2 separate regions of the Mus musculus genome follow, and region 1 is linked to region 2. A link is a loop called in an ENCODE intact Hi-C map of the cell type or tissue named here. Cell type or tissue: heart. All regions are shown on one strand. Region 1 holds the start of Trio (triple functional domain (PTPRF interacting)). Region 2 overlaps Trio (triple functional domain (PTPRF interacting)).

Region 1 (2,500 bases), 240 kb after region 2:
AAATGAAATTCTAAAGGGGGATGGGACAACTCTGAAACCAACTGAAAATCTGCGCTGGCTCCTTCAAGTCACTTTGGAGGTGGAATAAAGGAAACAAGGCAGTAAGCGGCTTTACCTGATCAGGAACTCTAAAACGAACGAGCTACCCAGGACTACGAACAGTAAGAGCAGAGCCCAGAGTGAAGAGAGGCAATCAAGACCAGCATGTCTTTGGAGAATCTTGGAAACAAGTCATTCCTGAACTGTGCATTAAGCCATAAGGGGAAAAAAAAAATCCACCTCTAGGACGCAAGAACATTGGGAAGATGAATTCTGCACAAAACCATTTAGTCTGTGACAGGTGATGGAAAAAAAGAAAGAATGGTGGCTTTGGGCCATGCCTCCAGCCAGTCACACACTAAAAAATAAATAATACATTGTTAAAAACCGTTAAAGCTTTCATTTGAAGGAGTTCATGTCTTTCTAAACCTCAGCTTTCTACAAGGCCCTCACCGGAGAGGGAGAGCTGGAAAGAGCACACTAAACCCAAGTTGACACAGTCGAGACGGAACGTGTCACTTCTCTTCATAACCAATCGGTTAAGACGAATCAAAAATAACCCTGCCAGACAAAGATCAAGAAGACAGAACTAAACCAGGTGTCTAACGGCCCAGAAGTTATCTGCCTCGCCCAAGGCTGGTCGCTTCAATTGCTAGCTCCTAATGACCTGGACTGCGGCCCTGATCTCTTCCAGTTTGGGACCTGACTTTGAAAGAGGCCACTGAGACCCTGAGCTGTCAGCCTCCCGCGCTCACCCCGGTGCAGGCCGCTCACCAGACCCCGAGGCTCTCCGTCCTCCCGGAGGCGGGCAAACAGCCTCCCCGCGCCCTCCCTGGCCCGCCCGTCCGTCCGGATCCTGACCTGGGCCGCCCTCTCTGGCTCTCCAGCGCGGAGTCTGCATCCTCACTCCCAAGCCTGGCCGGCCAGGGACTGCTCTCCGAACTGCAGGCCCCCGGCCGCCGCTGCCCTCCGCCGCCTCCCGGACGCGCAAGCAAACCGGACTGCACGCAGGGACGCGCGGACGCGAGCCGGGCTCGCGCGGGATCTGGGCCGGGCCGGGCTTGGAGGAGGCGCCGTTACCGGGGTCCCCGGGACGCCCCGTCACGCCCCCTGCGCAGCACACCAGCGCCCCTCCCGCCCGCCGGGCTCCGGGCTAGCCTCCTCCTCGGCCACCTCCGGCTCGCCAGAGCGGACCCTAAACTGCCCCTCACTGCCTCCAGGTCCACGCCACCCACGCAGTGCCCGCCAGCCCTGGTCCCACGCCTCTCCCAAGGGCCACCACGGTCCCAGATGTCCTTCCCGGGCCTCCCCCAGAAACAATGGCTCGACCCGACCGCCGCCTCAGCTCGGCCACCGTCCTCGGTTCCTGGGCTGAGGTGCGATGGCTGCCCCGTTTCACAGAACCGTACACCAAGGCTGGATGACAGGCTAGAGCCCCGAGTCGGGACACTCGCTGATAATGGGGTTGGTGGTCCAGCTACCAGCGGCCCAAAAGCTATTACAGGGCAGAGCTGCTGTCCCCGGTCCCGGTGAGCTCGTCCTCCGGGACACCGGCCTCCGCCCACGCCGTCCCCGCCGCCGCCTCCTCGGCCCTCCAGCAAGAGACAAAGAGCCGGCGCCCCTACCCGCGGGGCCGTGGCCGCTGAAACGGGAGGCCGAGGGGTGTCTAGCCTGGCACGAGGGGCGAGCGCCGGGAAAGCGAGTGAAGGCGCCCGGGACGAGCCGCAGCACAAGGGCGGCGTGGGTAACCTGACACGCCGGCGTGGATCGCAGAGCCCCGATGCGGCGACAGGGACGAGAGCGCGCAGGGCTATACCGGGCCGGAGATCCGGGCGCGCCGGGCCGGCCGAGCGCGCGGGGCAACCGCGGTACTCACCGGATCGGAAGAAGGCCGCGATGTCGGCTAGGTCCTTGGCGGCCTCCTCGGCGCCCTCGCCGGCGCCGCCCCCGCAGCCGGAGCCCGCCGCGCTGGCCGCTGCCGCGGGGCCGGAGGACGCGGCCGGGGCGGTGGCACCGCCGCTGCTGCCGCTCATGGCTTCGGCGGCGGACGAGCCCGCCTCGGGCCCCGCGCCCCTAGCTCCGCGCACCCAGCCGCCTGCGCCTGGCCTGGCGGCGCCGAGCACCCAGCTGCCCGCGCCCGGCGCGCGGACGCACAGCCCCGGGGCGGCGGGCGGCGGCGGCTCGGCCCGAGGAGCGCGCCCACATAGACGAGGACACCGCCCGGGAGCCGCGAGCCTGGCGCGGAGCGGGCGCGCGGAGCCACGGCCTCGGCGTGGCCGGCCGGGGCACGGGCAGCGGCGCGGACACGCGAGGGCGGGGGCCGGGGCTGCGAAGCTCCGCGATCACGAACGCCGGCGGCAGCAGCGAGCCTCCATCTTGCTTTCCGACGGGGAAGGAAGGAGGGGGAGGGAGAAATCACGGCCGAGGGAGCCCGGGTGAAAGGAAAGGGAGAGCAGGGAAA
Region 2 (2,500 bases):
CGTGCAAACTTATAAATGTTGTCACAGAGCCCATACCAATGTGCTCGTTTGTATGCAGCGCTACAGGGCAGTGGGGAGGCCCTGGAATGTTCTGCAGAGAGCTTGCCAAGTATTATCACTCTCCACATCCTCCACGGGGTGGGTTAACTCCGGCTCCAGTCTCAAGGGATGCGATATTAGCTTGGAAGAGTTATAGCTGTGGAGGGAGGAAGCAGATGACTGACTCTCCCAAACCACAGAGCCAATATCCAGCACATTATATGGCGAGGTTCCTGGTTTAGTTTAAAAAAAAAAAAAAAAGAAAAGAAAAGAAACAAAAGAGTCCTAATCCAGTAAGAATTCTTCCTAAATTGCATTTTAGTAACACAACAAAATCAAAATGGTGCTGAACTAAAGCAAAGAGCATTTGAACAAACATACATACCACTACTGCCCACAGGCTCTGGGAGGAAAAGCCAGCACGCCTGTGGGCATGCACACACCACAGTCCACCCAGAGCACACTCAGGGCCACGCAGGTCCCAGCCAGCTTTACGTCATCTTGCTTTCCACCTCTTTCCTAGGCCAAAATGGCATACTTCTGCTTTGGTCATTACTTAGGAACTTTTAAGTACCGTTAGTTCCCCTATTTCTCGCGGGGGTCGGGGGTGGAGGGGACGGTCACACACTGAAACAGCAGCAGCACAAACCAAAGAATGAAAAGAACAGGCTGGGGTGCCTTTCTTTGAAGCAGCTGAAAACTCTCTGTCCCATTTCTGGAGCCTCAGGGAACAGGCAGGAGGCTTTCTAAGAACGCGCTGTTATAAGAATCTCCCGTGGTCAACAGAGTCCTCCTGTAAGAACTCCTCCCTGAGCTATCCAAGCTACTTAGTGCTCACTGGTGAGAGGGAAGGAGAGGGGCCTGGAGTTACTCCAGGACGAAACAAAGCAGCCGTGGAGACAAAGGGAATGAGAAAGACGGCCTCTGCTAGGAACACCAATTAAAGCAGGATCCTGTCCTTGGCTTTAATCAGTGCCCCTGTGATAAGGCGGCACTGCCACCTCCAGGGAGCAAGCAGCCACAGGAAGCAATCAAGCAGCCTTTGCGTAGGGCTGGGGACGGAACAGGATGAGGACAGCCACTGTGCTGTGTTCCTTTTTAGATGAAGAGAGAGACGAAAGGAGAAACATTCAATTGTCAGCTCCCATGTTACCACAAGCACAACATATCCCTCTTCTCTGTGCCAGTTTGAGAGAGGACTTTGGTGCCACTGGGCCCCGCCAGCTTAAGGAGACAGAAGAGAAAAGGAAGTGGCCTTAGAACTCCACCGAGTTGCGCGTCCCAGCTAACAGTTGTGAGTTCTTACTTTCACTACAGGAGTAGAGTTGACTACAAGGTGGCACGCAGAGGCGTTTTCAGCTGTGCTTCTGAGAATAAAAGGTGTCAATGAGGAAGACATGGACTTGCACACAGGATGCCTAGAGGAACACACATCCAGTCACTCAGGGCTCGATGTGAGGATGCTCAGCTGCTTCTATTCCCTGGGGGTTTTCCGGTTGTTATAGTTGGGCATCCTGAGCCAATCCTTCACATTCGCATGGTCTTAGGAGAGAACTGCAAGAAATTAACCGGAGCCTCCGGGCTGTGGCTGCCCAGTCCCCACCCCCATGCCTGCGGGCAGGAAGAGGAAATAGGGGCTCCCTGGACAGATTCCAGAGCTCATTGCTCCAAGCTCCCCGTGTTTATGGACTTGCTCACTCACCCCAGAGGCCAACCCCGAGCACCTGGAGGAAATTCTTCAGAATGAAAAGCCATAAATCTGTGTTCTCCTTACAAAGATAGACCAAAGAGAGATTGCAGCTCACCAGCAAGATGTCTGGAAAAGTCAATTCGGGGTGGCTAGGGCTCCCTGCAAGGAGAGTCCCATGGCTGATTACTAATATCTCAGGACTCTACATGTGCTGTAAAATCAGCTGTAACCTTAAATGTAATTTCACAGCATTTCTTTCCTGGATGTATTTTCCATCAAGCATGGAAAACCTTTTCCCACAAAAGTGAGAGAACAAAATAGTTTTATAAATGTATTTCGCTTAAAAAAATCAATAAACAAATTTCAATGAGAATTCTGAAGTGCTGGTGGGTGTATGGGAGGAGGGGGGAGGTGCCATGAACCACAGACCATGCTCTCACAAGGACATATATCCAAGGTCATGCGTAGAGTGAGGAGAGACAGAACACTGGTTCTGTTTTCCACAGAACTGGTCCCTGGGGCACTCATGCACGCACATGCACCATGCTGTAAACTTTGAATGAGTTGGTGGTATGTAAGTGGGAGAAAATTGGAGAGAGACTTTAGACTGCTCAATCGTTAATGTGAAACAGCCAGTCTGCATGGCTGAAACAATCCTCCGGCGACACTTTGGTATTTGTTTATTCACACTGAGCTGAATATCCTGTGTTTCCATCCTTTAGAACAGGTTCGAAAAGATTTGAAACCAAATTCAGTGCTTACTGTGTGGAT

The links. Hi-C counts contacts between places; a loop is a spot of excess contacts. Peaks named below come from ENCODE experiments on the same cell type or tissue, not always from the same donor. Only the 100,000 strongest peaks of a DNase experiment are listed, where the experiment ranks them.
Region 1: it touches region 2 in a loop (2.1-fold over the local background); 2 of 42 quality-filtered maps call a loop at or near these places.

Annotation. Positions count from the first base shown.
Region 1 is chr15:28,023,425-28,025,924 of GRCm38, forward strand. Trio (triple functional domain (PTPRF interacting)) reads right to left here and starts at 2,424. Exons shown (of 57, transcript NM_001081302.1): 1 at 1,916-2,424. The coding sequence starts at 2,072. In heart, a CTCF peak has its summit at 1,065; DNase peaks (open chromatin) are centred at 987 and 1,717; H3K4me3 peaks cover 2,373 bases; H3K27ac peaks cover 1,897 bases.
Region 2 is chr15:27,782,746-27,785,245 of GRCm38, forward strand. All of the region lies in intron 34 of Trio (triple functional domain (PTPRF interacting)), which reads right to left. Among named protein-coding and RNA genes, the nearest start is that of Otulinl, 100 kb to the left of the region's middle. In heart, a CTCF peak has its summit at 1,043; DNase peaks (open chromatin) are centred at 136, 586, 1,046 and 1,656; H3K4me3 peaks cover 423 bases; H3K27ac peaks cover 2,385 bases.